Regions from separate parts of the Mus musculus genome. Here region 1 is linked to region 2. Evidence: chromatin loops called from intact Hi-C (ENCODE). Cell type or tissue: left cerebral cortex. All regions are shown on one strand. Each heading gives the region's core, and the rest is flanking DNA. Links, peaks and the distances in the headings are about the cores only.

Region 1 (15,883 bases), core at 4,427-12,426, 120 kb after region 2:
AACTCAGGTTCACGGGTCGTTCCTAACTCCAATCCTTCCGCTGGGTCTGAAGAGAGAGGCCTCCTCCTGTCTTTGCTGCGGGCAATGGCAAAGACATGGGTCCTCACTCAGCTCGCCCTGTGATTTTTAGGTGACCAAAATAAGTTGGAGCGGGTGGTTAGACCAGGGTTTCCGGACTGGCTAGAGAGGCCTCCCTGGGATTACTGTGAGGGAGGGGCCGGGAGGGGAGGGGCGGATAAAACAGGAGGAGAAGCACCTGCCACGATGGGGTTTCAGGAAGGAAAACCTGGCTGTCTCTGCTTCCCTTTACTCATTCAGAGCCTTTGGAAAGAAAGCTAAGACCAAACAGAGGCTCCTATGCTGAGTTGTTGAGTAGAGCAAACAGCGGGGGTCGCCCCTGCGCGCCTTGTCAGGAACCCCGCCCACCTTCCCTTCATTCGCAGTTCAAGGCTCAGGGAACTGTGTCTGCGAGGGTAGCAGACGCCACGTGCTGTGCCGAAGGCCAGGCTGAGCTCCACACTGAGGCCTCCTTCCTGCTCCCGTTTCCCTCCCCAACCACTGGCACTCACCATGCAGTCCGGGGACTCGCAGCTACCGCCTGCAGAGTTCATGGCAACCAGAGGCAGCTCTCCTTCTGTCTTCCCCTCAAGAAACAAAGCTGATAACCCCAGGAATGGAGTCCAGTGCTTTAAAAGAGGCGCCTGACTCAGAGGGCGGGCCGGGGTTGGGGGGGGGGAGGTAATCTACTTCCACTGTGGTGTCTAATACCCCTCCAGCGTCTATAAAGACCAAGGTGCATCCTGGGGAAAACACTTCCTGGTTTGATAAAGTTTGAGGGCAGGGTGTGACTTAAAAGTCTTTCAAAAGGCACCTACCCAGGGAAGGTGGCGGGAGGCAAACAGAGTTACCGGTAAGCTTTTGGTTTTCCAAGTGAAAACTGATTGAGATGACAGAGTACTCATTAAAAAGACAGTGAGCCCAGGGGAGTTGATGCATGAATGAAATGATTAATGATGGAAGGTGTATTGCTCGCTCTGGGCACTCTGCCTCCAAGGCTCTTGAGTGGAGACAAAAGCTTCCAGAAAACTTCCAGCAAGGATTCTCATCCTTGGATCCTTGACCCCTTGGGGGGTCGAATGACCCTTTCACAGAGGTCACCTAAGACCATCGGAGAACACATGTGTTTACATTAGGATTCATAAAATTACAGTCATGAAGTAGCTGCAAAAATAATTTTACGGTGGCAGAGTTGCTTTCCTGCACAGAGGACTTGGAAGGACCGCTTCAAAAACGTACACACACACACACACACACACACACACACACACACCACCTCCGTGAAAGTCAGACCTAGCAAGCAGCAGCTATTCATGGTGGTAGAATATTCTGAGACCGGCAGCCCTGATTCCCACCACTCAGAACTTATGGCAGGGGCCACAGAAAAATCCCTGGGGAAAGCACTGGGAAAGCAGGATAGGATGTTGGGAGGGGAGGGGATCAACCTGGCTGGAGCCAGGACAGAAACCCCAAGATCAAAAAGTCATTGATACTAAATAGCCATTCTCCAAGGACTTGACTCCACACCCCGCTACAGCTTCATGTGTGCATCTATGTTTGTTTTGCTTAATTTGATCACAGACTGAGCGTGTGTAGGCTCAGGTTACAAATTCCACCACAGGGCCCCTGAGAATGATGCCAGCCTGGTGAGCACTCTAACTGAGCCACATTCCTGGCCCTTCAGCACCTACCTTTGTTTGTTCGTTTTCCTTTTTCTTTTGCTGTACTTTTCTCTTTTTGCTTGTACGTCTGTGCACACGTGTAGGTGCAAGTATGCGTGAGTGCCAGCAATGGATGTCAGGTGCCATCCTCCATCACTCTCAACCTTATTTACCGAGGCAGCGGCTCTCTCTTGAGCCCAGAGGTAGCCCATTTTATTATTCTAGCGGGCCAGCTTGCTCTGTGGAACGCCCTGCCTTACCACTTCTGAGCACTGGGATTACAGATGGCCACTGTGCACTCCCAGCATTTATGTGGATGCAAGGGGTCTGAATTCCAGTCCTCACATCGGCATGTCAAGTGCTTTTCCCACTGAGCCACCCCCTAGCCCTCACAGGTGTAACTACTACATAGAAAACTAGTGCAGCTGAGAACTTGAACTGTTCCCCCCACTTCTGGGATCCCCCCCACACACACACACACAGTCACAGACACACACACACACACTCACACACACAGTCACAGACACACACACACAGACGCACACACATATACATAGACACACACAGAGACAAAGACACAGACACATGCTCAGAGACAGACAGACAGACACACATAGACATACAGGCACATACAGAGACACACACACACACACAGATAGATATACACACAGACACATGCTCACAGAGAGAGAGACACATAGATTCAGACACACAGACAAGCATACATACACACACACACACACATATACACAAGCACACACAAACTCAGATACACAGACAATCAGACACACAGACACACCCTATTGTTTGAACCCATTCTTGCAGAACACTGATATTTACACAGAGTTGCTTAACAGGAATGATCACAAAGTGACTTGCCATTCCTCTCATGTAACTAACTGCTTCTGCCAGCCATTCAGCTCATCTCCAGGTCCACCGACCTGGGAGGCAGAGATTTAACTATGAAAACTAAAATGCTATAAAGGAAGTTAGGCCTGGGGAGAAAGACGCTGACATCCTCCATTCTCATCATCTCAGGTGAACGACACCAGCATCTATCCTGGTCCTGAGTCCATCCAGGGCAGCATCCTTGGTCTCCCAAACCCTGGCAAATCCTCTTAACTATTTCTTGTGTGTGTCCAATACTCTCCAATGACAGGAAGTCCACCAACCTAACCCCAGCCTCCCTCTTCCCACTCTCTATCAAGTGCCTGCAATGTCGTGCCATAACCTTCTTTCCTTCCTCTCTACCGTCTGGATAAAGTTGTAAAACAAAAGTTAGTCCCATTTTCTCTTAAACAAACAAATAGCAAAGCCCTTTCATACTCTCCTGAGCCGCAAGGATGAAATGAAACTCCTCACATGGCTACAACTGTGTTTCATGACTTCTTTCCTTAAGTCTGTTGCTTACCACTTCCTGTCGCTACACCTGGGTCTGGCACACACACATACCCAGTCTAGCAAATGGATCCAATCAAATTATCCAAGGTTACTCAACCCTTCTTAGTCACTAAACTGACTCTCAGATCTCATAAGCCAGATCTTTGTCGAGAAAGATTGATCTGAGCGTGTTCTTCCTCCTTCTAGGCTCTGGCTGTAACATGGTAGGGGGCTATCTCAGTACAGCAGTTACCACAGAGACATGAGCGCTTGAGGTCTGTCTGAATGCCAATCACTGTGGCGTGAGCTGGCCACACTGGCACACACCTTTAACCCCATCACTGGGGAGACAGAGGAAGGCCCATCTCTGTGACTTTGAGGACAATCTGGTCTACAGAGTAAGTTCCAGGCCAGCCAGAGCTTCATTGTGAAACCCTATCTAAAAAATTGATTAATTTTCCAAAAGCCAGGAGTGGTGGCACACACCTGTAGTCCAGAGGAGACCCCTGGGGTTCACAGGCCACCCAGGGCAAGTAGACTTTTCTGATCAGGGAGTCTGGGTGCCAGCACATCCAGGGGCCAGAACATTGAGATGGTGCAATACCGGATAGAGTTTCTCATAGAGTGCTGACCTTGCCTTCATCCTGACCCCCTTTGTGATGGTCTCTGACATCCTTTTTTTTTTTTTTTTTTTTCAAAAATGGGAGGTCTTTGAAAAAACCAAGGAATATGTATCGAGAGGAAAATCTCAGTAAATCAAATGCTCCTGTACTCTTCTTGTGGCCGCACAGTAGGAAAGATAAATGGGTCTTGGGGTGAGAAAAGAAGGGCAGAAGGCACTGGGCACTGAGGAGGAAAACGGGCTCAAGGGTAGAGTTTGGGAATGTCGCTGAGCTTGGTGGGTGGGGCTGCTCTAGAGAGAAGGGTAACTCCATGTGAAGATGGCCGCAGCTTCCCAAGCGCACAGCTCCGAGGCCCAGGCCACCGGCTGGGAATGTCCCTGTGCTGTGGGAGAGGTGCATTGGCTTGTACTGCTCTCTATCACCTGTCTAGGAGAACTCTGGCTTCCAACCAAGGCTCCGGGGAGTGTTCTTGGCCCATCCCAACTCCCAAGGTACAATTTGAGAGCCCTGAGCCACCAAATCAAGCAATGGCAGTCTCATAAAAGTTAACTCTCTGGCAACATCACAGTCACTGAGTACAGAGTGGTCGATGGGGTTCTCTGAGAGGGCACATATTTGCAAGATGTAGGTGGGGAAGGAAACGTGAACTTGGAATGGTGACCTTAGTCTGGCAGAATCCAAGTGTATCTTCACACTAGATTCAGCTGTATACATTTTTGAGGCCACAGAGACCCTAAATCGCACGTCTGGCAAGTGGAAGTGCAGATGTAGAGGCCCTGGGAATTAGGTGATTTCCTTGGTATTGGGGTATGTGATCCGCTGAACTCACTGCCTCCTGACCGATGTGAACAAAGGCTCCCAGACAGAAGCTGCCTCTTCCAGCCAGATCTTCGCAGAGCTGCCTAACTGATGGAGATGCCAATGACTGTGAAGAGTTAAGAACGTTGCAAGTCCTGAGTCCCATCGTCTTGGGCCATCTTATTCCCCTTACTAGCCATATGTTCCCCCTAACCCCCACTCTGTACGTGACCTGACAACTTTGTGACCATTAGATCATTTGGGATGTCCACACAGAGCACTGGTGTTCCACTGGAAGTTAACTTAGCAGATCACCAGCTTCCACCACCTCCAAAGCCACAAGTGTCATCACAGAACAGTCATTCACTCGAGGTCCCTAACAGGCTTCCCTGCTTTGCTGTATTTGAAAAGTGTCTTGATTTATGACCTCCTTTACTCTGCTACCATAAACAGCTCATCAGAGTGGTACCACCTTGGAGTGTGGAACTTGAAGTAGCCTAAATCTGTGTTCCTGGGTTGTGGTCATTCATATTTGGCTCCAGAATAAATTATTTATCGCCTTTGAAGTGGGATTTGCATTGGCACTGAGCTACAGCTGGACTCATGGTCCTTCAATCTTAGCTATGCCGTTACACAGGCATCCCAGCTCTGGGAGAGTCCTGGCCATTTTGCCTCTTGAATGCAGAATCCATTTATTATTTTTATTACATATTTTCTTTATTTACATTTCAAATGTTATCCCCTTTCCTAGTTTCTCCTCCGAAAATCCCCTACCTTCTCCCCCTTCCCCCTGCTCCCCAACCCACCCACTCCCGATTCCCTGGCCAGGCATTCCCCTATACTGGGGCATAGAATCTTCACAGGACTAAGAGTCTTTCCTCCCATTGATGACCAACTAGGCCATCCTCTGCTACATATGCAGCTAGAGCCACGAGCGCCTCCGTGTGTTTCTTTGATTGGTGGTTTAGTCCCAGGGAGCTCTGGGGGTACTGGTTAGTTCATATTGTTGTTCCTCCTATGGGGCTGCGAATCCCTTCAGCTCCTTGGTTACTTTCTCTAGCTCCTTCATTGGGGACCCTGTGCTCTGTCCAATGGATGGCTTTGAGCATCCACTTCTGTATATGTCGGGCACTGGCAGTGCCTCTCAGGAGACAGCTATAATGTGCCCTTTATTTTTATTTTGAGGCTGGTCTTTTGTGGCCCAGGATAGTCTCACTCATTAGATAGCCAAGACTGACCATGGACCCTTACCCTCTTGCCTCTGCTTGCCCAGTGCTGGGATTACAGGCATGTACAATCATACCCTGTTCACACAGTAGTGGAAATTGAAGCTTCACATATGCTAAGAAAGCACCCTTTCAACTTAACTACATCTCCAGCCCCCTAAGTCAGTTCAAATGCATAGGAGAACTTTGCATTCTCTTGTGTAATATAATAGAAGTTTGGAAATGAAAGATAGAGGGTAGCATGGGGTTAGAGTTCCCAGAGACACTGTGTCCCCCAAACTGCGGTTCTCATCACAATTCAAAAGCTGGTTCTGTTGTTGGCAGTCAGAGTTTGGTATGGATGTTTCCAGGTTTTTGGCCTCTTAATCCAAAGAACTGAAAATAAGAGTCATACAAATTTGCCAAAGCAGCGAAATAATTTTATTTAGAGCAAATTGATAGCAGAGATCAAATAGGGACACGCTGTGGAGATTAACAGCTGGCTATAGGACAGGGCACACTCAGGGCCCTGATTACTGTCAGGGCTTCCTTGTATGGGACTCAAGAGAAGGAAGAGGAGGAGGAAGAGGAGCTTGGTTGCTAAGGGATATAACACAGTTCTCTATTTTGATTGGTGGATTGATAGATGGGTAGCTTGCTAATACGTTTACTTTCGAAAGTGTGTCCTTTCCCATAATGCATGATTCTCTCTCTCTCTCTCTCTCTCTCTCTCTCTCTCTCTCTCTCTCTCAATTGTGCATAGGCATAGATGGTAAGTGGAGAATCTCTCTAAAAGTTTTCTAGAGCACCTGACAGGATTACCATAAAAGTCTAGCTCATAGGAAGCTACCGGTCCTGTGTGCGAGGTTCCGGATCACGCCTGGGAGGGACTAAGGTCATGTATGCACTATACCAGGAGACATCCACTCAGACCTTAACCCTGATTTCTTGCTATTTTAACCTTCTCATTTGAAAGCATTTCTATATAAAAGCAGCATTGTCTCAGTGTCGCAGCGTTACAGCACATGTGAGCTGTGCTGGAGAATTCCCGGGAGTCTAGGGCTCCCTTTTCACTGCATGTCCCCATCGGGGTTCCTGTCCCTCTTTCATACCTCAGGGTCAGTGAGCCTGCTTGGGTGTTGTGCAGTAGAAGCTCGCTGAGCGTCCTGCTCGGTATGGGTCCTGCAGTATGGGAAGGTTACCCTCTTTTGGACACTGCTTCTTGAGTTGGTAGTGACCCTGAGCTGAAGAACCCAGCCTGCCTCCTTTCAGCTCCTTGAGTAGCAGACCACTGGGCTCCATGGCTTCCTTTTGGGGGCTGAGAGAGGTGCCGGCTAACAGGCAGCCCAGTACTGGCTTGTCTCCAGGAAGACAGTGCTGACACGTGGAGTCACCAATGGTGACCACACCCACAATGAACACGCTGCGACCCATGGCTTTCACAGGAGCTGTTGCCTCTTGACTTCTCATGAAGTCTATTTCCCAGTAACTCCCGAGCCCTCCATAAATGCTCACCCCAGAGCACCCAGAGCCTTCTGCCAACATCCTGGCTGTCTCTATCTTCTGGACCACATGCTAGCACCAGGAGAAGATGCTATGAAGCAGCGTTTCAGGTTGTTTGTTCTGGACACAATGGACTCCCACGGTCAGTGCTGGGCCTTTTGGGTACAGGGACCTAGGAGGAGGCAGGGAAACTGAGCGTCACAAGTGTTCCTACCATCTGACTGCTCAGCTTGGGTATCTGCAGAAACAATATGGGAGCTGAGGTGTCCGGCTTGTGGGACTGCACTGCAGGCAGTGTGATCCTTCAGCAAGCACTCCACTCGCACCGCGCTGCTGAAATCGAACAGGGTTACTGCCTGCCCTGCGGCACACAGAGACTGCAACCCATGACTGTATTGTCTAGACTGATCCAAGTCTTTCTTTCTCAAGTTTGGGGCTGAGCGAATAGGGGGAGACAAAACTTCTGACCTATCACCGGTCAGAGCGTCAGGAAATAGAGAACAAGGCCACAGTGCCACCCAGCGGACAAATAAAAAACAGCGCCCTTCCACCTAGAGGCGAAATAAGCCAGCCTACCGGCCTGGCCAGAATCCTGAACACACCCCACCTTCCAGAACTGAGGGTTGGGCTCTGTCTGTGGTGCTGACATTCCAGGATGCTCTCTGGACTGAAAGGGCTGGAGGTTTGGGGGCCGGGAGCCTGGCACGGAACTTTTCTGTCTCAGCACAGAATGTTCCCCAGCCAAGGCATATGTCCTGGCCTTTATCAAAGGATCCCCTGCCCAGTCTACTGAGGACTGGATAGGAGAGAAATAACATTGTCTTCAATCTGTAGTACCATATGAGCAGGTGAGAGAGATCTAAATGAGAGTGTTGTTTAAAATGAATATCCTGGGACAAGGAGATGGCTCCGTGAGAGCACTGGCCATGCAGGTGGGAGCGAGGATCAGAATTTGGATCCCGGCACCTATGAAAATTCTGGATGAACTTGAAAGCCACCCATAACCCCAGCAGTTGGGATGGGGAGAGAGGCAAGTTGGCTAGCTATAACAGCCAAATCAGCAAGCTTGGGGTGCAAGTGAAAGACCCTGCCTCGGTGACTGAAGAGGAGAGTCACTGGAGAAAGCAGACACAGACCTGTGGCCTCCACGTGCACGCACCCATATACATTCACACCCAGACACAAGTGCACACACACGTGAACATACACCACACGCATGACAAGTACCTAAATGATTCTTTCTTCCTCTTCCCCCTTCCTCCTCCCTCCCAGCCATCCACCCATCAACCACACAGCACATCCTACAGCGCTCAGCTACTGTGTGGTGTTTTGAGCATCGTGCCAGGTGGTGAGTGTACCAAAGTCAGCAAACCCGACACACATCCCTGCCCTCATGGAATTCACCATCTGGCGGGAGAGAAAGACATTAATCAAGGAAGTGCGAGGACCACTGCACGCTCTCGGCTGAGATGAGGGCTAGAGTTCTCGCTCTTGAACTGGGTTGCAGCCTCAAGTCGTGGACCTGGATGGGAGGGTGCTGATGAACTTGCCAATAGTAAAAGGACCCAAAAATGAATTCAAAATTAAAATCGTTGTGAATCAGAGGAATTTCCATTGGTGTTCATCGCCCTTGGCTCCAAGAGTAGAACATGTCACTTTGCACTGATGCCATCATGCCAGCCACTGAATGCTGACTGAAGTGCCTGGCTGAGATTCAAAAAGTGAAGGCTGTTTACTGCACACACAGGGTTCTCTGCTCTTACAGAAACACAGTAGCTTAACTATGGAAAGGACATTAGCATTTCCCTACCATTGCTCCTCAGCACACAAGCATCAGGTTCCCAGACCTTTGGATTGTATTGTGTTAGAGTGTTTGATTTTAAAAGTTGCTACTTGAGAGGCCTGGCAAGATGGCTCAGTGCATAAAGGCAGGTGTCCCCACACCTGACACCCTGAGTTCAATCCCCAAGCAGGCTCCACACAGTGGAAAGTGAGAATTGACTCTTGCATGCTGTTCTGGCCTCCTCTTATGGGGTGTGGCGTGTGGGCTCCTATGAGCACACACACATATACACCCACATAAATAAATTAAAATATTTAAATTTTGCTGCTTGAGACACTGAGTTTCATCAAAAAAAAGTTAACTGAAATTTGGCTTGGGATTAGGACAGAATTTCTGAAAACTTCTGAAATGTACTAAAACATACTTCTGCCATTTTGTACTGAATATTTATGCAAGGAGGTCTTCTTATCAGTGACAATTATGAAATCGAAATATCAATCAATTCTGAAAAACACTGAAGATGCTGTATTCTGCAGTGTCAGATACTCAGCCAAAAATTAACAGGCATCGATCTCATCAATATTCACATATGGGTTTTTTTAATAAACAGTGTATGTATGTGTATAAAAGAGTTGTTCTAAAATAAATGTATAATTATCAGCAAACATTTAATTCATATACTTATATTATATATTTACATACCCAGGGTTACATGAAAATAGGGGTCCTGAGTGGAACTGGTCCAAGAAGCTGCGCTGCGGAGGAGGAGGAGCAGCGGGCGAGGCTACCACTCCCCATCACGGGGACTCAGAAAAGGCTGACTTGACACGTGTTAGTGTTTGGAGGAGGCAGCGTGAGCAGAGGTTCTGGGGCAGCGGGGAGACCGGAACCGGGTAGAAAGAGCAGAGAGGAGCGTGGTGTTAATGGATGCAGAAAGGGGGCTACAGGCAATGAGCTTGCTGGCCATCTGAAGACTCTACTATTGCGTCTGAGGAGCCAGGGAAGGTCGCTGGTGTGTTTGCGCTGACTGGGTGAGGGTGGAGTGGAGAGTGAGGAATTATGGGGGTCTTCCGGGATGTTTGATAGGGTGCAAGACTGGAGTTTTTATGGAACTGGGAAGAGTCGAAAGAGGCTAGGTTTGGAGTAGGGGAACGTGAGTGTAGATGGTTTGGAAATAACCAATCGGATGTCAAGTGTCTGTGTGCACCCGAGAGGACCTCCTGTCAGGCGGCGGACACGTCAGCCTTGAGACTCAACTCAGTAGAAATGACAACCGGAGGGTAGGAACTGTAGGAACGCTGAGGCTCTGGTGAAAAGTGGAGACCAACGGGTGAACCAGAGGCCACGTGTGTGACAGTGCAGAGTTCAGGTCAGAAGTTGTGGGTGTGGGAAGGGGTGAGTGACCCAGATCTTACTGTCTTGTCCAGGGTCCGGTCACTAGAACTGCACTAGAATGGGATCCTCACAAACACGGAGAGACAGCAGAGGCCAGCGCTGGTGAGGTGACACAGAAGCTGAGCGCTTGCTGCTTGTCCAGATGACGCAAGCGCACTGCTCCGCATCCACATCAGGTAGATCACAACCACCTGCAACTCATAGGGCACTACACACTTGCGGACTCAAGATATGGATTTTGATTGTTTGTTTTTTCGAGACAGGGTTTCTCTGTGTAGCCCTGGCTGTCCTGGAACTCACTTTGTAGACCAGGCTGGCCTCGAACTCAGAAATCCTCCTGCCTCTGCCTCTGGAGTGCTGGGATTAAAGGCATGCGCCACCACCGCCCGGCTGAATTTTTTTTTTTTTTTAAATAAATGCTTCTTGGGCTAGGATCCTTCCTTGAGTCAGGAATGTACTATTTGCCTAGTATACAAAAAGCCTTGGATTCCATTCTGAGCACTACATGAAACCAGGCATGATGCTACAGACCAGCTTGGAACACACAAGTGCCTATTGTGGGCTAAAATGGAGTGTGGGAGGCAGCGCAGCAGCGGACAGACTGATGGGGGTGCTCTGTGCTGGTGGGCCTGGCTCCCTTGCTTAGGACCTGCATTGCTCTGCAGCCCTCTGGCAACCACCCAGGGTGAAGCATCACCCAGAAGGCACTGGAGTGGGCTGCCCTACAGAGTCCATAACTATAACCCTCTGTGTGGCAGCTAGGATTTTCCCATGTAACACCCTGTAGATTAATTACTGCTGAGTGTGTTGGTACCTGCCTGTCATCTCATCACTTGTTAAGGCGGAGACAAGAGGATTGCAAGTTCAAAAACAGCCTGGACTATATAGTGAAACACTGTCTCAAAAAGCAAAACCTAAAACCCAGGAGCCTCTCCTAATATCCTCGGCCTCAAAAGCAAGAACAGTAGCTAGATGGCAGTGTTGGCTACTCATGCCAATGCCAGCAGCAGCAATGGAAGGGGTGGCTTTCCAGAGATTCCCTTTGTAAGCCCAACCCCTGGAGAACTCAGGCTACCAGGCTCCACCGTTAGCCTCCTCTGGAGCTGGACCTGACCCTTAGAGGCGCACAAGCACCCAGGCTCCCTCCTCAGGAGTTCCCCCGCCAGGCCCCACACTATAGGGAAAAAGACAAATTCCCTGAGTCTGCTCCAAGATCAAGTCACATGATCCCTCCAATCACAGGCTACCCTGGAAAGAGTCCCACCCCCTCCCCAGCCCCACAAGAAACCCTACTCAAACCCTGACTTCTGCTCAGCTCTTTGCTGCTTCTCACCCAAGCAGAGGCAGCCACCCTCCTGGGTTTTTTCCCTTCTAACAAATCTTCTGTGGTTTTGTGAGGTTGTTGTATGGTGTGACTTTGCGGTACTCCTCGACTGCAGGGGTACCGCCCCCTTCAGAGCTGTAGCAGTTATGGGCAGCACAGGTCGTGTTGTAGCCAAGCAATTGGTTGAGCGGTAGTCAGCACAGCAGCAAGCAGAGCAAGCTGGATTTAGGGCAGCTTCTTCTACCCCGTTTTTGTTGGTGCCCTCCAGCCCTGCATGGGGCTCTCCTTTCCACAGGCCTCCCCACACAGGCCCATGGAGGTGGCCTTGCTTCCTGAAGGCCTTGTCTGCCCCAGAAGGGATAGCAGGAGCTACACCCTGGGTTCCTGCCATGGTCCTGTGAGTATAGCCAGGAAGTCCTGGCTATGTGGCTTTCAGCAGAAATCATCCTCTCTGAGTTCTGCAGTGAGCATGGTATGGTATGGTATATGGTATAGAATATGGTGTGGTATATGGTATGATATATGGTATGGTATATGGTATGGTATATGGTATGATATGATATGGTATGAATGGTATGTGGTATGGTATGAGGAGAGCTGTCACCCACCCACCACACTGGCCCTGTGTTCTCTGTCCTTTATGGGGTCCAGTCCCAGTCTTTTCTGGTTTGAACTAGAAAACACAGGCTCAGCCTCTGTGAACAACCTTCATTCTGGCACCAGAAAGATCTCTCTCCATTGCCATATGTCGTATCTGACAGAAGTTGGACTCGACAGGGGAATCTCAGAAAGAAGCCGGGGTCCCCGAGAGCTTTATTGAGGACTTGGGATGACTCTCTTTCCCTGGGAGTCTTTGGAAGGAGATAGGCTGATGACCACTAAGTAGGGGCAACTGGGAACAGTGCAACCCACACACCTATAGTGTCTGCAGGGCCTGATACCATGAAAGTAAACACGTTGGTCTCACACGTCATGTAAAGAGTTACAGAATTTATAAATCAAGCAAGCAAACTGATCAGTGTACTGGCGTCCAGCCTTGACAGATACTCCTTAAGAACAACCTAACAGCCAATTTTCATTTTCCCCTTGGAATTCAGACTCCCTGAACTCTGTGTTCAAACAGGGTAGCAGAGGGAGGCCAGACCTTGGCTCATAACCACCCTCCTATCATTGAGTTGCTCGTCCATTGTTCTCTGCCCCAGAACTCCGGGGTGTGCGCAAGCAGATGCTCCAGTCCAAACATCTAAGAGCTGCCCACTCTCTACCTCCCTGGCAGGAAAACAAAAGGTAGATATGAGAGGGCAATCAGAAAATATGGAGCACAGGCACCAAATAATGACCCATAGAAAACTATTCATAGCAGTTGGTCAAAGGCAGGAAGTTATGACAGAGCTTGGAAGTCTTGACAGCAGTATGCATTCAGTACTCCAACCACATGTGGCCGGGAATAGCTGGAAGGCAGCTCCCAGCGGGTCCAGAATCTTCCCAGTGGTGACCAGAACCTAGGCCCACCCCTAGCCCATGGTTTCCCTAATAGCTAAGCGTTTTCCTTTATTTAAACTGACAAAACCAAGGAGCAAAATAGAAGGTTTCATGCATTGTGTGGGAAGGGAGACTATGGGACATGCTGGACAGCTACTGGACATGCAAGACTAACAAACAGAAGGCGGAAAGGTACCTCCATGGCCCTCATCTCTGAATATCAGACAGATAGGGAAAAGGCTTACAGCCCTCTCAGCAGGCGCTAGCTTAGGGGCCAGCTACTCACAGAAAGAGCAGGAAGAGAGGAGAGCCACACTCCAGGAAGGTACAGGTCAGGGTTCTCTCCCTCCCTTCCTCTTCCTCTTCCTCTTCCTCCTTCCTTCCTTCCTTCCTCTTCTTCCTTTCTCTATTCTTCCCTTCTTCTCTCTCTGTCCCTCTCTTTGTTTTTTGATAAAAGGTCTTCCTACAGCTTAGGCTGGTCTTGAACTCTTGACTCCTCTGAGCCTGGAGTACTAGAATTATAGACAAGCATCAGCACAGCCAGCTCTTCTAGTTGCTGCCCCCCCCCCCCATTGTGTTCCCTTTACCAACCCACTTGCTCCATGCCCTAACTATTGTTCAACATACCATTTGATATGGAGGAGCAGCAGTCTGCTGTAATCCAGAGCTAGTAATAAGGGAAGACATTCTATTCCTTGGCTGGAAGTCAAGACAGGAACCTGGAGCATGAACCCTGAAGGAATACTGTTTACTGGCCTGCAGGGATGTCTGTGCAGGCATTTTCTTGATTGGTCATGAATTTAGGAGAGCCTAGCTCACTGTGGGTGGTGCTATCCCTAAGGAGATGGGCTGAGTACATAAGATTAGATATGGCTGGCGAGACGGCTCAGTGGTTATGAACAAGGATGTCTCATCCAAACAAAGGACATGAGTTTGGTCTCTAGGACCCATAGGAAGCAGCTCACAAACACCTGTAATTCCAGTTCCAGGATGCCTGTGGCCTCTTGGGGGCACAAGCGTGTGCGCGCGCGCGCACACACACACACACACACACACACTTTAAAATGTAGTGGAGCACTGGCTGAGGAGCTTAAATAAAGCAAGCCTGAAGTTCTCTCCTTTCTTCAGTTCGTCTGAAGCTGGGCAGAGTTCATCTAACTGGGGCTGGATTCAAAACTAAGCATCATGGAACTTAAACGGGCAAATGGAAAGAAAAATGAAAAGGAACTCCGAGAACTGGCCACGGATCTAGGTGCTTAAATGGAAACCCGGCACAGCTTTCCACCGAAATGTCATCTCATCTCAGAGCATATGCACAGAGACGTGGGCTTTTCCGGATCTCTGACATGAAGGAGCCTGCTCTCTCCGTCTGCAGCAGTTGATGGGAACGGGAAGCTCGCCAGCTCCTCGTCATCATCAGCAGATTTCTTAATTAGCTTGCTGATACTGCCGGCGTTTTGGAGCGGAGCCCTGCCTCTGCTATTTTTAGGGGCTTGTACTAGGAACCCACCTGCCATTTAGCTCTCCTGTCTTCATGAGTGACACGGATATGGACGCAGAGGATGAAATGGGAAAGGAACACGGACGGCCTGGTGAGGTACCCAGAAGAAGCTCTCCCCACAGCTCGAGCGCTCTGGCCCCATCTCCTCTTCCCATCGCCAGAGTTTTCAGAACAGCTCCTGGTCTTAAAGATGACCTCAGGGAAGAGGACAAACCAACGTTCTATGCCAAAGAGTGCCAAGTCCCAGTGTGCAGCGGCTAACTTTGCTGTATCCCCAGGTCCTACACAGCATCCATGTCTTTTAAAAAAAAGAACCCAAATTAAAAAACAAACAACTCGTTGTGGAAGCTGCAGTGTGTCCCACAGAATACCCCTTGGCTCACACTTCTTTGCTTGCAAACGTTCACTGCAATGAGCCATTTGTCTGGTCTGAGGCCTCTGGCTTCTGCTCCACCATCCATACTAGAGCCTTACGGGACCTCTCTCAGGTATCTTGTTGTCCGGTAACTGTTAACTTATGCAGTAGTCACACGGCTGGTGAGAAGCCGGAAGCCCTATAGAGCCGGATCCAGGTTTACCCACACCCAATGAATCACATGTCAACAACATGTCAGAGTTCCTGTCAGCAAAGAAGTTGGGAAATGGGAACGCTCATATATTGGAGAAATTAGTCTTCACTGGCTGGTCCATCTCTACAGTAGCCTGTAGTGGTAAACATTTGATATTAATTGGGGGTTTCTACCCTGCCTTTGATCATTCAGTTCCCAGGTAAAAGACACAAAACCTTTATATTTATAATAAGCCTCAAACAGCACAAGAGCTGGGCCGACATCTCCCTCTAAGCTGTTAGTATCTACTTCCCTATCAATAACCCTGAGTTACAACTTGCTGTGTTCTACCTGGGCTGCTTTTACTCCAATTGGTCAGCCTTTCAAAATGGTGTTTTCCTGATTCACCTTCCTCACAGTATCTTCTTCACCTCCTCTTTCTTCCTTGTGGTCTCTGCTTCAAACTCCAAGCCCTGGAACTGAAGCCCCACCTACCTCTCTTCTGCCCAACTATAGGCTGTAGACATCTTTATTAACCAATCAGGGATAACTTGGGGGGCAAGGTTACAAAGCATCACTTGGTGTACTAAGGATCCCCTTGTCCCTGGGGGCAACAAGATTTT
Region 2 (15,883 bases), core at 3,269-11,268:
ACAAACGTGATACACAGAGACTGTACTGCACCGTGTGCGAGGAGCCATTTCCCCAAGGAGTCCCCTGAGATCCACAGGGTCTGTGGGTCCTTCCCCGGAGCCACCAATGCTGGGCCGCACCCAGCTCTGTGGATTAGCCCCTGGGACTTGGTATGTGGGCCTTGGTGCTTGGGTCTCACAAGGTTCCCAGCTCTGCATTCCTCGTCACCCCTGCTGTTTGTCTTTTCTTTTATTCCTTAGTGGGAAATGCACATAGAAAAGGGCAGTGTGCAGACTACTATTTTTGAGGCAATTGGGAAAAGTCCTTCTGAATAAAAATGTAATGAAAAGATTTTTCTAAGTAATGAGAGTGTGGTAAAATAGGCTCTTTGATATACACTTAAAGAGAGGGCTTGACATCTGTAGGTCCATCTGGCAATACATAGTCGGCCTATGGATTAGATATTATGTAGCCATTAATCATGTTTGAAAATATATCTCAACAGCTATGAAAAAATGCCCACAACAGTCAGTGAAAAACACTGTGCTTTAAAGACATATAATCACATAGGGGAAATGTCTGTGAAATATGAACAGTGGTTTTACTATGGTGGTAGGATAAAGGGTTATTTTAATTTTTTTCTTTTAAAAAGTTTCCAGAATTTCCTAGACTAATAGATTACTGTTGTTATGGGAGGAGGGGACAGACAGACATGTTTTAAAAGCAACATCATACAATAGTGTGATTTCACCCAAGGAGAGGTTCAGTTCCCTAAACGGGGAAGGAGGCACAGGCCACTGATCCTTCACTCAGGCTCACATCCAACCAACTGAGCCATAGAGCTTTGCTGACCACGCACACCCAGCCTGCAGACACTGGGCTGACTGTCATGTAGCCTAGCTGGGTAGTTCTGCAGTCATCTAAGTGGTTGTCAGCAGCAACTGAGCTTAGGCTCAGTCAAGCCTCGCGCACCTACCTCAAGCTGCCGTCCCAACTAACCGTGAGGCTTGCCCTTCACCCTCACACCTGCAAACCCACCTTTATGAGGACCTGAGACACTCTCAGAGAGCCCCCAACAGCCTGTGATATCCATGCTGCGGGAAAGCCCTTTACCTGAGGGCTGCGGCTCAGGATACTTCAGGTTTCCACAGCTGCCCAGTTCCTTCTAACCTCAAAGCAGTGGACCACTGTGACTGGGACCTGGCTGTGACTTGGGACCTCCTATCTTCATGAGGACAGAAAGAATGGGAACTTGTAAACACAAGGAAAGGGCTAGATATTCACTGCTGTGACCTTTTCCAGGTCTCCCTGCAACAGCAGAAGATATGGCCTTCTCCAGGCTGTGGCGGAACAACCACCTGCCCTTCGTGGGCATCATGATCCTCTTGGCCGCGGCCCTGTGCCTGATGTTCTACGCTCTCCTCTGGAAGGCTGGCAACCTCGCTGACCTACCTAGCCTGAGAATCGGCTTCTACAACTTCTGTCTGTGGAAGGAGGACATGGGCTCCCTAGCATGTTACAACTTTCCCGAGCTGGACGTGCTGGGCATTCCTCAGGTTGGACTAGCCCTGGCCAGGCTCGGTGTGTATGGAGCCCTGGTCCTCACAGTGTTCGTCCCTCTGCCTCTCCTCCTTGCCCAGTACAACAGAGATGAGGGAGAGTGGCGGCTGGCCGTGTGCTTCCTGGCGGCATCCTCCATTCTGTTGGCCGGAGGACTAAGCCTCTTCCTCTCCTTCGTGTGGAAGTGGCTCAGGCTCTCCTTCCTGGGGCCTGCCTTGCCAGCTCTATGCCTAGCCCAGCTGTTACTCATCTTCTTGCTTGTGGCCACGGTTAGGTTCCCGCCACGGGATAAGGAGGACAAGAACCAGTGGGAGAACTGTTAGTCCGGTCTTACAAAGGCTTATTATGGGATTGCAAGGGTTCGGTTCCAACTGTGCTCCAAGAAGGTGCCAGAGGACCTGTGCTGAGTAGTTCTTCTCAGTCACCCTGTGTCATAGCTAATGTTGATCTCCAGCACAGCAGAGGGGACCACTCACTGTGCAGACGGGCTGTGGTGTCAAGGAACCCAGAGGCGGCTTGGAGGGCTGGGGTACCTGCAGTTTCTTAGGGTACCATGTAGCTCATTAGCACAGGGATTCCTATAGTCCCAGGCAGGTGGGAGTCTGTCAGAGGCCAAACTTCCAAGCTATCTTGGCAAAGTGTCAAACTAGAACTCTGTGATGGTTATGGCAACAAATGGGATGATTAGGGGAAAAACAAAAAACAAACAAACAAGCAACCTGCTTTAACACCGAGTCCTGTCAGCACAAAGAGAAGCCTCACTGGCTTTTTAGGGTCCCCTGAAGGGGTCCCTGGACCTGACAGCAAACAGGAATCAGCTGTTAAGCCATCCTCGTGACCCAGGGATGCAGACGCAAAATGTGTCAACTCCTGGAAGGTGAACAGGATTGAATAGTCGTCACAAACACACACCGTGTCCCCTCACCTTACCCAGAACTGGAAAGGCAGAAGGCATGGTCTTTATTATGCATCGCGGCATCAGTATATATTTTGTTCAGTGCCTGTATATCAGAAAACCTACGTGGCAATGAGTTCTTCATTCTGTGCTCATCAAAAGCCAAAGTGAATATAAAGAAACCTGGACTCTGGTGTGATCTTTTGTCCTCAGCGACCCGTGTCCCACTCTCCCTTACAGGGGTCAAGGTGGAGGCCCCAGGAGGAAGAGAGGTGACTGGTGGTAGACAGGGCCTGTGTGGCTCACCAGCCTCACAGTCTAGGAGCAGGAGGCTCCTAGACTGGCAGGGAACTGTGGGCAGTTGCCAGCCTGTTTGGTTGGGAGGGTGGAAGCTTACTGCTGGACTGTGTCGTGAGGGAGACTGTTCATAGGTCTCTTTAAGTCGAGATCTGGCTGCCTGTCTAGAATACCCATGTTCTCGGCAGCTCTATTTTCCTTTGCATCTGGCAAGTAGGCCCAAGACCTCACTTTTACTGTGAATGAAACTCGGGGCTGGGATTGCCATCCCTCAGGGCCCGAGGGTGGAGCAGGGAAAGTCTGTAACAGGATGCGTTTCTGCATCCTGCTACAGAAAAAGTCCCACCCAAACTGACAACCTCCTGGGACTGGAAGTTGGGAGCAAAGCCTGGTTTTCGTGGGTGGCAGGGGCCAGTAGGGGTGGGCAGCACCCACAGCTCTCAGCTGAAGCAGTGAACAATTCATACTAACTGAAAAATATTTCCCTGACGTACTTCAACGCGTCTTCCTCCTCCTTCTCCTCCTCCGGGCTTCTGCTACAGGGAGAGTCCGAAGCTTCTGGTCCCCGGGGAGGGCTGAGGCCTGGAGCAAGAGAGCTGATCCTGCTGTCTTCTTCCTCACTGCTGCTCCCGGGGGACGAGGAACAGGGAGGGGAGAGCTGCAGCTTATCAGTGGCCTCCAGAGACCGCTGTTCCCAGGGCTTTTCCTGTTTGCGGCCCTGCAGAGCAGAAGAAACAGCTGTCTCGGCACAAAGGGCTCCTTTCTCCAAGGCACGAGTTTGACAGTGCTATGGATGTACCCTGAGCCAACCGAAAAGCCAGCACGGCACACGACCAAGTTGGGACATGCTCCCATCCACCTCATGGGCACCCAAGCTTTCTCCACCCCACACCTCAGGATCAGGACCCACTAGGGACAGATGCAGGGATCTACATATGAGGAACAGCAGAGTAGAAGGAGAAAGGATCGAACTAAAAAAAAAAAAACATGGCTGGAAAGGTGAGGCATGAGAACACCAGGAGCCCAGGCCACAGAGCCTTGATTTCCTGGGGATAGCAGTATCCCAGATCAGTGCAGACTGGGTGACCATGAGCACTGGGAAGACGATACACTGCTTTAAAGCACACGGAAAACACGAGAACTATGCAATGACATGGGAGAGCTGCTCTCAGGCCTTCAGGAAGCCAGGAAACGTCCACAGCCTTCTGCTAAGGACAGGCACACTGGAAAGGAGTCCTCTTACCCAACTGGTAGCCTTCCCAAAAACTCAAGTGAACACTGTGCCCCTCACATACACGTCAGTATGGTTCCCCCACAGTGACTGCTCCCCCTCACACCCACATCCCAACCGTGCAGCTAGTCTCAAAGGCTCACCCCACGTGACACACGACACGCAAGCGGCTGAGGGAAACCTGGCTGAGAAGAGGAAGCAAGAAGAAGACGTGAGACCTGAGGCAGCCTGAGAGCATCTCTCTTACCAGGAGCGGGGGACCTGTGCTCGTTCCTACCCATGAGGAATCGCCAGGCATAGGAGACACAAGAGACAGGACAGATGTTACCTCAATCAGGATCCCCAGTGCCACGTCTACCATTTCAGCTTCATTCATGCAGTACACGGTCTCCGTGGCTGGGGCTCTGAAACAGAGACGCAGAGCCACAGCTGAGGGCAGAGGGACTCACAAGGAGGAAGGAAATGGAAGCACCCCCGGGGGGGGGGGGGAGTTACTGATTCTCTGAGCTGTAGAGTTTCCTCAGCCTAGTGGTCCAGGGGCAGGGCACAGGACTACCCTCCCTTCGTGGACTCCCTCACACAGAACTGGGAGTGGGGATAGTGGCTGGCTTCCCACTGTTACTCCTTGAAACACACAGTGGACGGCTGAGTGTGGTGGCACACAGTAATCCCAGCACTGGGGAGGCAGAGGCAGGTGGAACTCTGTGAGTTCCAGGCCAGTCTGACCTAAATAGTAAGTTCCAGGCTAGCCTAGGCTACAGAGAGAGACACTGTCTCAAAAGCAAACAGAGGACATAGCCAGTACAGGCCATCAGGCCAGAGCCCAGTTTGTACATGAATGTGACTGGGGCTGTGACAACTACGTAAGGAACAGGAAAGAGCCAGCAAGTGTGGCCCTGAAAGCCTCCTGCCCCTGTTTCTGAGAGAATGGCTGCTCCCTCCCTCCTACTTGATAAGCTCTCCCCGCCCTGACTACCAGCATTCACCCGTCACTTCTGCAATGTCAGATTTCTTGACTGACTGACTGAAAAGCCCTGTGTACAGGAAAGACAGGCACCACTCAGGTGACTAGACTTCAGATCCATTGATCTTGCTTTTGTCACCAATGAAGAAGAGATAAGCACTTTGAACAACTGGTTCCTGGGGTGTAGGCATGGTTTGTAGGCAGAGCTCACTGCCTGCATCAACAGCTAGACGGCAGGACAGAGCTCACCAGCACACACTCACGTGGTGGTGCTTCTCTGTGAGGGGCAAGCTGAGAGCGATGGGCTCTGCTGGAAGGACGGATTTCATTGCCCCGCCCACTCTGACAGACAGGCCAGCTAGCTACCTTGTTGCTGCCCCCACTCTCTGGGCCCAGGCGGCTGTCTGCTTCCTTGTGGCTGTCTTCACTGATACAACCTTTCTCTCATCCACAGGGGCTGTCATCCAAGAGGGGAGGACCCTCGTTTTGGTCTTGGATTTTAGGGTTTCCATGGCTTGCTTCTCTAGAACAGGACCAAAACTCACACTCTCTTGTCACACCAGGCTCATCTGACCCCAGTGGGTGCCGATCTTCAATGCCTACAAGGAGGAACCAAGTCAGTAGATTCTAGTAAGTCAACGCTCTTCCAACTTACCAGCAGTAATTACTAGTCAGTGTAGGGCAGACCTGAGGTGACCCAGAGGTGAGCAGAGCCCAGAAGGCCAAGCCATGTACACTGTGTCACATGGAGGACTAGCAGCAGATAGGACATGGGGCCTGCAGACAGATATCTGTAGCCCCTCCCCTGCTCTGTGCCCCACACAGGCAGTTGCAGCAACAAGAAATGCTTTCCTGTCATTTCTACAGCCCAAAGGAAGGAAGAAAGGGGATTCTGGCCCAATCGTCCATCTCCATCTATGTCACAAACTTCTCACCTCTACTGTGATTTGGTTACTGTTAGCATGCTAACGTTCCTTCTAGGCTCCACTCAACTACCTAGCAACAGCCAGGTACAAACCTGGCTTGCTATAAAAGGACTATCTGGCCTCTCTCATGCTCTCTGAACCCCCCTCCCCACTTCTCTCTCCACATGTTCCCTCTTCTTTGTTCCCTTTCTCTCTTTCTGTCCCTCTCTCTCTTTCTGTCCCTCTCTGTCCCCTCTTTCTCTGCCTCTACTCCCTTCTCAACCCCCCTTCTCATGTCCCCAAATAAACTTCTTTTTATACTAGACCCATCATATGGCTGATACCTGGGAGTAGGAGGGGGTTCAGCTTGGGCCCGCTTAAGGCACCCCCTCCCTCCCTCCCATACCACATTTTACAAAACATATCAATTACTAAATCCCCCAGGCTTTCTAATTCACACATTTCAATGGGCAGTGCTCCCCCTGCCCCCAACATACACCAGTAGACAATTTTGGCTCATCCAGAATGACTGTTTATAACTTCATTTAAACCAAACAACTTGTCCAGCCACAGAACAGAAGTCGATTAAGAGGAATACCATCCAGTGAGTGACAGTGTACAGAAATGAGTCAGACCCGGCAGTACATGTGTATCATGTCCATTTTATAGACGAGAAACAGACGTGGTTAAGAATTAGCGTGCACAAAGTCGTAGAAAGCTGGATATCGACCATCGAGCCAGCAGCCAGGTCCTGCCCGCCGCAAGGTTTCTGGAGCTCAGCGCTGATCGGGTCGGGCCCGTTGGGTCCCTGGAAAATCTCACCCAGAAGGCACACGCGGGACGTCGCTGCACTAGCGCGGAGCTGGCCGCGCCACTCCCTCCCTACCGCAGAGGGCGCAGAGCCGGGGGCCTGGGGACAGGATGGAACCGTGGGCAAGAGGGGAGGGCAGCGCTGCGGTCCTTCCCGTGGGTTCCGGGGATTCAGAACTGCGAGACGCGCACGCATCCCACCGCCCGCCCCTTCCGGCTCCTGCGCGCTCCCGGCGTGCGCGCTCCGGACCCGGGCGCTGGCTGGCCGCTAGGGCCCCGGGTGCCCCCTGCAGACCGCGGGTCACATCCGCAGGCTCCTGTTTCTGTCAGCTGTTGTGACGGAGGCGCAGCCGTTGGTTCTTAGCGGCCAGAGTCAGTAACTAGGGGAAGCAAAGAAAGGTTCCCTCTGCAGAAGTGGAGGAGGCGCCAAGCTAGCTCCCAGGTGTCCGGAATCTTTCAGCTAAACGCATGCATGATTTTAAGGCAACCTGGGTGGTTGGGGAAAAAGCCAAGGAAGACGACTGAAAAAAACACAGTAGGAGGCCCTCACAGGGGAGGTTCTTCTCTGGAGCGCTGGAGCAAAGGAAACCTCAGATCTGATTCTGTCTGCCCCCAAACGGAGAAATCAAGAGTGACCAAGTTCGATTTACAACAGCAGGTCAACACCGCACTCTGGACTGGGGCACCCACAGCTCCCCTATTGAGCACGGTTTCTCCATAGCCTTTCCCTAATGCTAATCCTCAATCCTAAACTGATAGCTCGGACCAGGAAATTAAAGGCCCCAACTCTTAATGGGATAAACCAATGGCTTCCAATCCCACAGATGACCCCTAGAGTCATTTTAGCTGCTCTTGAACCAGGCCAGGCTGCCACCTTTCTGGGAGGGCAGCCCCTAGCTGTCAAGAAAGTAGCATTCATTGACTGTAAATAGGGCGGGCCCTCTACCTCATCTGATGTGAGCCAAGCAAGCCTAATGCTGGGTGAGAGGGCATCCTTCCATTCTTGGATTCCTTTGATTCTTAATAACTCTCCCGACCCTGCACATCTCTTAAAACTTCTCCATGGCCACCCAGCAAATAAGGCTAAAGACCTGTGTGGCTGCATACAGAGCCTGTTGTCAGCAAAGACCCCAGCAGCAGGAGGGAAAGACCAAGCTAGGAGACTTGCCTGTGCTGGAGTCCACATGGGTTTTATTATTTTTAAATTGGCAGATAAATTTATTGGCTATAGTAACAAGTGTCCGTCAGCTTCATTTAGTCAGCAGGCACTGTAATCGTGACTGTACTTCCAGACCCCACACCGAGCTCCTGGGCATGGGTTTGGGGCTCAGCAGAGACAGGGCCCCAGGGCACAGGGAGGGAAATGCAGACTTGCACCTGCCAGGCGAGGTTCTCAGCCCCCAGAAGAGTGACTCAAGGTTTGCAGTGTGACCTGCCTTCTTGGTTGTGCCCCACAACACCTTCACTCAAGGACAGCAAAGGACAGAGCCCTACTAAGGCCCTCAGGGGTTCCAAAGAGGCGCTTTGAAGGATGCATTCTTCCTGGGAGGGGTTGGGGAGGAACAAGCTCTGGAATGTTCTTTCTGTCTCTGAGCCTTAAAACCACTGGTTCAGCAAGTTGTGGGGAACATGCTGGAAGAAAGAGCACGCCATAAGACAGGAAAACCAGAGGAAATTAAATCACGGGCTCCTGACTCAGGCGGAACCCAGGCCCACAAAGCTGGGTGAGGCAGACGATGAGGCTGTGTGTCAGTCGGAGTGGAGACACGGCAGAGAACGGACTGACCCCTTCATGTCAGTGTGGACGTGGGTAAACACGTGAGCAGGAGATGGCGCAGCGGGGAAAGCCACTTGCCATGCAGCCTGCCCACCTGAGTTTGATCCCCCAAATACACATAAAGATGAACAGAAAGAACTTAAGTCTACACCAAGTTGTCTTGTGATCTTTGTTGTGGCATATCCCACCCCACCCCCCACCCACCCACCCAACACACACAGGCACACCAATAATAAATAGTAACTATGATATATAGGGTTTTCCTATATATCGCTTTCCACTTTTCCTTCCATCCCAGAAGGGAGCCCAGGCCTCAACACTCCTGCTTTTCTCTCCTTCCAAGTGAGAGACCAGAGCACAGGCACAGCCGATGCAGCTGAGCCAGGCAGAGGTGCAGGCAGCTGGTACTATTCAAGCTAAGAGACTTCACGATGGAAGGAGGAGGAAGCCACCAAATGAGAGTTCTGGGACCACAAGACCCCAAGGTGCAGGAGCTGGAGGTGGGCCCAGATCTCAGGCCTGCTGTCCTGAGAAGCCTCTTAGCCAGCACCTTACCCAGCTTTCAGGTTCTGCAGAAGACACTCAGATCTCGGCTTGAGACCAGAAGAGGGCACTGTGGTGTACATCTCAACTATAACCGGATTCTGCCAGAAAGGCATGGCAGCTGAGGCTAGTGAGAGCTGACATCCAATAACCAAGGCAGGGAGCTGTGGCTATCACCAGGGCCAGGCGACTCACATAGTCCAGAAAGAGACACCAAGTGACTGTAAGAGCATTACCTTGCTCTGATTTTTTTTTCCCCTTAAATAAGAAAAATAAGCAATTATGTACAAAATACAGTCAATGCCTCTTGGACCGAACAGGGTGCGCCGGCCACTGTGGCTCCTTCCTTAGCATCAGTCCTGTGCTCTGGAGCATGCTCCGCTATAGCCACGGTTCTAGTCTCCAGGGAGTACACGCAGCCTGCTCCACATCTCCTGCTCCAGGGGCTTCGTCAGGACGACTGAGCCCCCTTGGGGGCTTTCCTGAAGATCCACCACCCTGGCAGTGCAGAACCAGAGCCCTGTCCTGTCCCCCGTCTCATCTCTCTTCTGCCAGAGACGGTTCTGCTTCCCGTGCCGTGTCAGCCGGGCCCGACATCAGAGCTTATGGGCTAGGAGGGTAGTCAGCTTGATCTTGCCATCCATGGAGGCTGTGAGGCACGTCCCACAGTCCATGGCGGTGCTCCAGTCCACGGTGACCACAGGGGCACGGTGGCCACCCAGGCTCAGACAATTTTCTAGAACTTTCTCTTCACTGCCCAGCTGCAGGAGGACAGGAGTGAAGAAGCAGCATTAGCAGACGCCACTCACAAACATACACACTCTAACCAAAAACTTTCAGTGTCCAAAAACTACCTTGAGCCTGGGAGCGGCCACCCCAATCTGAGAATGTAGCCTGGCCCACGCCCCACTTTTCTGGAAAGCCTGTTTATACCTTCGCTTTCCTGACAGTAGTCAGCCCGCCTCTTGTGGAAATCCAGTCCCTGAGATGCTCTTCAAAAGATGGCAGGCGTTTTCTCTGCAGCCTGACCTATCTGTGGGGGAGTGCTCCTGCACCTCCCCGTGTGTTCCCACAGCATCCACCTGTTACAGCATCACCTGCCAGCCACTGCCTGACTCTAGATCGTGGTCTTACACATACAGTTCTCACCGTGGGCACATAAACCTTGGAGGGCAGGACCTCTAAGACCAGCTGCATCACTCCAAATGGGGCCAGGCATAGGAAGGCCTTGATGAATGTGTGAACAAGCCTGCCATCCAGCAACACACACACACACACGCACGCACGCACGCACACACGCACACGCGTCTAAAACTGTGCACACGTGTGAATGACCAGACGCTAACAGGCACTGCACAGGGAATCAGAAACAATATGACTCCTAGCAACACTATGACACCTGAGAGCAAGCGGCAGAAAGCATTCACATTCATGAAGAGATAACTAAAAAAGCTATCGGTTAAATTATTTATGGATTGTAAAAATACAACCTGAAGTTTAGCAGGCACCCTGAGTAACTGGAACCATCCATGACACTTTAAAAAACTACACAGGAAAACCCGTCAATCCATTGTCTGATTATAGAGCAAGTCTGACTATGCTCCATATTTGGGTGGAGAAAAGGCTGCATGCCTTAAAATAAAATGCATATCCAGCTATTCCTCCATATAGACAACAAAGAACAGCTCTCCCGGATGTCAAGTACCGCAAGCCTTAAAGGGGAAAACTAGCCTTGTAACTAGTGTTTTAGGGTGTCCTGAAGGAGAGACAGATCCACCCGAGAGCTCATGCAGCTACCAGCAGCAGGGGGATGAGAACAGTACTGCCGCCCTCTGCAGAAAGAGGAGCCTTACTGACCGCAAGCCCAGGTCTCACTGAGCAGCCTCTGGGTCTGTGTGAAGCTTCTCATTTCCCATCTCAGCCCACACAGAGTCCCCTACTGGCAGGCCTCTGCCCAGCCTGGGGCCCTAGGAGTGTCCTCTCCCCTGTTCCCAGCCCCTTCTCTTTCCAGTCCACAGACTGCAGCCTCCCTCTAGGTTTTCCTGAGAACTTGGACCCCACCCAGGTTCTCTGGGAACTGCTCAGGGCTTAGCTGTCTATCACTTACTTCCAGTGCTAACTTGCATCTGAACTCCAGGCCAGCACAGGCATTATTTAACCCCTTGGTCTATTCCGCAGTAGAGTGGTGCCAGGCCTAGCACACAACTGCTGTTCAAACCCAAGCTGTTTGTTGACTGACAAGCAGAGGCATCAGACACTGAGAGGACCCCTCCGTCTCACAGACTAACCACCATTGTCAGGGAAACACTCTCAAATGAGCACTGAAGGAGGGAGAGGAACTCACAGCACCAGACACGTGGTCTTGGGCTCAGGGCTCAGCACTCATCTTTGGAAGATCCAAGTGTGAAGGCCACCCACCACTCAGTCTCTCAGTGGTACAGAACCTGAATCAAACTGAGCAGCTCTGACTGGAGAGGATGTTTGTTCGCTTGCTTGCTTTGTTTTTGTTTGTGTTTTTCAATATATAAACAGGAACAAAAACAACGTGGACAAGCCAGCAAGAAGGCTTAGTAGGTGTAGTGGCTATACCTGGTTGTCAACTTGACTATACCTGGAATGAACTACAATCCAGAATTGGAAGGCTCACCAGTGATCCTAATCTGGAGGCTGGAAGACACACATTTCTGACATGGATCTCGGCATGGAGATCTTGAGGCATAGTGGCTATGAATTCCAGAAGATTAAAACAGGGAGATCTCGGGCTGGAGAGATGGCTCAGTGGTTAAGAGCACTGACTGCTTTGCTCTTCCAGAGGTCCTGAGTTCAAATCCCAGCAACCACATGGTGGCTCACAACCATCTGTAATGAGATCTGACGCCCTCCTCTAGAGTATCTGAAGACAGCTACAGTGCACTTACATATAATAAATAAATAAATAAATAAATAAATAAATAAATAAATAAGAAAGACCGGGAGATCTCTGAGTTCAAGGTCATCTGGGATTAAAGGCGTGTTGGCACACACCTTTAATCTGGGCTACACCTTCTGCTGGAGGCCTGCATAAGGACATTGGAAGAAGGAAGATTTACTCTCTCCTTCACCTGCTTGCCGTGTGGGACTGAGCAACTGCTAAATCCTTGGACTTCCATTCAGAGCTGCTGCTGACCATTGTTGGGAGTTGGACTACAGACTGTATGTCATCAACAATTCCCTTACTATATAGAGACTACCCATAAGTTCTGTGGCTCTAGAGAACCCCGACTAATACAGAAGGTAAAGACATATGCTGCCAAGGCCAGGGATCTGAGTTCAATCCCCAGGAATTAAGAGCACTTCTTGCTCTTGCCAAGTGGGACTTGAGTCCGATGCCTAGTCTCACTTAGGGTTGTTTACAGCCACCTGTGGCTCTAATTTTATGGGATCTGATGCTTTCTTCTTGATACCACTACACACAAATGCATAAATACATACAGCACACAAACACACACATAAATAAAATAAATCTTCAAAGATAAAGTCAGAACTATGTAGATAACTTGTATCCTAGCTTGACAAAGAACATCTTAAATTTCTGTCTCCCATGTAGGCTTTGGTGTACCTGACCCACAGGCCTCCTGTAAAACAGCCTATTCTAACTCAGTGATGAAAGCAACCTACCTATCTCAGACTCCTGAGGCGCATGGGCCCACACTCCGAAGCCCTTTGCCCTACTGACATCTTTGAGAATATATACTATTTCCAAAAATAAGACAAGAAAAGGGCAGAATCATAACAATGTATGCACAGAGAGCACAGCCACAGAGGGCACAGGGCCACACTCAGCTATGCAGGGCAGAGGACACAGGGCCACACTCAGCTATGCAGGACACAGGGCCACACTCAGCTATGCAGGATACAGGGCCACACTCAACTCAGGTGAGCCAAGCTGACCTCCAGAGAGAGGTCCCTGCCCACCAGTACTCTGCCACCCACTTACCTTGTAGATGAGGCCCCCTGTGGCAGAGCACGTCAGCATGTAATTGCCCTCAGAGTCGAAAGCGAAGAGCCGGCCTCTGGGAACTTGAACCTGCTTGTAGCCACTGTAGCCAGACAGGACAAAGGGGCCGGTGGCATCTGAAGGGAGGTTGGACTCAGACACCTTGAGGCCACTCTTGTGGATATTCCACTGGATGAACTGCAGATACAAGGCACAACAGGGGCTCCCTCAGAGAGTCACACAGGCCACTACCCAGACTCCCTCCGATCCCCCAACAGCAGTCACCGCCTAGGCCTGGGAGACAAGAGCCATGGCCAACCTCGGGCAGTGACTGGCTGGGGCAACCGCCTCCCTCACCAGTTCCACAGCCTTCAGAAAAGCCTTTCGAGAGCAGGAAGCAACACAGGGCTGTGGGGACCATGGTCTACTCCCAGTCCTGTCTCTCACCAATACACGTTTCTTCAGGGGAAAAAAAAAATCTAGAAAGCAATTAACAGCTTCGTATCAAAGCCCAGCCCTCCTCGTTCCTCCAGCCTGAGCACAGGGGAGGAAAGAGATAGTCACCGGCTTTGCAAGGCCTCCTCCTGGTCTCCTGGGCAAGGCAGGTGGGCCAGTGTGTGGAGGTGCTTTTTAAGTTACAGTTCATATTGTCATTATTCCTCCCTGTATTATCAGAATTTGGGGCCCAGTTAGAGTTTCTGGACCTGGGGACAAAGTATAGATGGGCTGATTACGAACACTGTTCAGTTGCTCAGCAGTGCAATCAATCACATGTTGAGTGGTACACTCTGCGTTTCACTTGTGATGTGGAGAGTGAATAGCCCAGACTGCAGACAGGCGCTCGCCATTCCTGGGAGTCCCACCCACAGAACAGGATGCCGAACTTTAACGTAAAAGCCCTATAGAGTTTCCCAGGGAAGAAATGAATCAGGACACAGTGGTACGCATTTATAATCCCACCCCTATGGGAGACTGAGGCAGGAGCACCTTGGAGCCAAAGAAGTTGAAGCCAACCTAGACAACACACTAAGATGTGGTCTCAGAATAAGTTAAGGAAATATATAAATAAATCAATACAGTTAGGTGTGATGGCTCACATCTGGCATACCAGCACTTAAGAGGCTGAGGCCAGACTGCCCTAAGATTGAGGTTAGCCCTGGGCTATAGAGAAAGATATGATCAGACAGACAGGCAGGCAGGCAGGCAGGCAGGCAGGCAGGCAGGCAGGCAGGCAGATACATACATACATACATACATACATACATACATACATACATACATGCATGCATGCATGCAGACACACAGACAGACAGACACGGTTTTGTAGTCACTGTTTTCAGTATAAAATCCCACAGGTTTAGGAGGGTATATAAGACAGCTAAGTCGTTCTCCTACTTATTTCTCGTACCCCCGACTTCAGTGCAAGGCCACTGTCATTCCCACTTCCTAACACGCCTTTGCACAGAGGAAATCTACAAGGGCCTTGTCTATAGTGATTAGGAGACAGGGGTCTGCTTACTTTTTACTTCTTTGGGCTCTGCTCGGATCTGTTTCCCATTAGGATCCTCATTCCAACTCGTCAGCAAACCCCATGCACTGTCTTGTGACCATGACCAACCCCACTCACCAAAGAATATCTTCCCCACATGTGGCTCCCTCTCTGGTGACATGAGTCAGTTTTGCTACAACTAGGAAGAAGGTTATGGAATTCCCATCTACTAGAACAGCCAAACCCCACTGCACTCACTGAACCCCACGAAGATGCTTTGAGGTAGACTTGTATGTATCCTTATTTTGCGGAAGCTAAAATGGAGGCAGAAAGAAGGCCACGGTCCCAGGGCTCTCAGACGGTCCAGCTGCCACCACTGCTGCTGGCGCCTACCTTGCGGTCCTCGCCGATGCTGTACACAGCATTCTCGTCACAGCTGAATTCCACAGAGTAGACCTCGCCGCAGTGGGCCTTCCAGCTCATAGCACACTCGTGCTGCTGCATGTCTGAGAGAGCAAGGCCACACCTGTTAAGGTCACAGGGCATAGCAGGGTCCCCTTACCCTCTGTGACAGCTGCTCTAGTGGCCAGGGGCCTCCTGGGCCACAAAGTGCTGACCCTTCCAGGTCACCTTTTCTGAGCAGCCTCCTGATATGGTCAAAGGGAGGACTGGGGATCCTTGGGGACAGAGCTCACCTGGGGTTCCTGTAAGTTTTAGGGAGACAGAAGTCCTTCCTATCACACCTCTGTAACTACCCCCGGGCACCATGGAGATGGATTACATGGGTGTCACCTTATCCCATTTTAGAGCCTAGGCCTATCTTCCTGGAGACAGGAGACAAGCCACCTTATAGCACATGAATAGGATGGCACTGTTCTCTTGTGACCCCTTGTAGCCCCCCACAGGTGACAAGAACTCAGGACAATCAGCTCAAGGTCAAAGGACTATTGGGCTCTGCCCCGCCCCGTGTCTACAGACACTGAGCACATACAAGTGGGCTGTGGTGGAAGTTTTGAAGACGCTGCCCAAAGTCAAGCTCTAGAACAAGCTTTTGAAACTGGGCTTTTGCAATGGCCTTGACCCCAGCTCGGTCATTTAAGGAGGGGATCAGGACTGCCACAGCACACTTCCATACCAAAGAGCCGGATGACACCGTCAGCCGCCCCTGTGACCAGCAGGTTCCCGTTGTGATTGAAAGCCGTGCAGTTGATGGCAATGGGCTCTGGGTCCAGTGAGAACTGAAGCTGGGAATGCAGACAGAAGCACCATTAGCAGCAGGCTAGGCCAGCGCAGACCTCCCTGACTCCCCCTGCCAAGGCCTGCTTCTGAAGAGACTTATCTGAGCGTCTGTCAAAGCCCACTGACCGATGTGCTCTTCTGAGAGGCAATGCCACTGGGCCTACAGATATTCTATTTCTACACTGAGGCAACAATCCACTTCAAAGCACTGACGAGC

Evidence for each region. Peaks named below come from ENCODE experiments on the same cell type or tissue, not always from the same donor. Only the 100,000 strongest peaks of a DNase experiment are listed, where the experiment ranks them.
Region 1: a loop joins it to region 2, with 2.2 times the contacts of the local background. A loop is called at or near these places in 2 of 42 quality-filtered maps.

What each region holds. Positions count from the first base shown.
Region 1 is chr6:34,987,784-35,003,666 of GRCm38, forward strand. It overlaps a transcript of Slc23a4 not described here. Among named protein-coding and RNA genes, the nearest start is that of Slc23a4, 18 kb to the left of the region's middle. In left cerebral cortex, for the core only: CTCF peaks have their summits at 7,760 (motif pointing left) and 11,372; DNase peaks (open chromatin) are centred at 7,741, 11,082 and 11,394.
Region 2 is chr6:34,871,246-34,887,128 of GRCm38, forward strand. Tmem140 (transmembrane protein 140) reads left to right here. Exons shown (of 2, transcript NM_197986.3): 2 at 1,283-3,701. The coding sequence starts at 1,306. The coding sequence ends at 1,863. It overlaps Cyren (cell cycle regulator of NHEJ), which reads right to left and starts at 6,820. Exons shown (of 4, transcript NM_001135611.1): 1 at 6,655-6,820; 2 at 5,294-5,526; 3 at 4,292-4,367; 4 at 526-3,450. The coding sequence starts at 5,439. The coding sequence ends at 3,199. It overlaps Wdr91 (WD repeat domain 91), which reads right to left. Exons shown (of 15, transcript NM_001013366.1): 12 at 15,563-15,671; 13 at 14,821-14,933; 14 at 12,939-13,136; 15 at 9,181-9,723. The coding sequence ends at 9,559. In left cerebral cortex, for the core only: CTCF peaks have their summits at 3,418, 6,930 (motif pointing left) and 9,022 (motif pointing right); DNase peaks (open chromatin) are centred at 3,290, 4,088, 6,912 and 9,033; H3K4me3 peaks cover 1,611 bases; H3K27ac peaks cover 3,768 bases.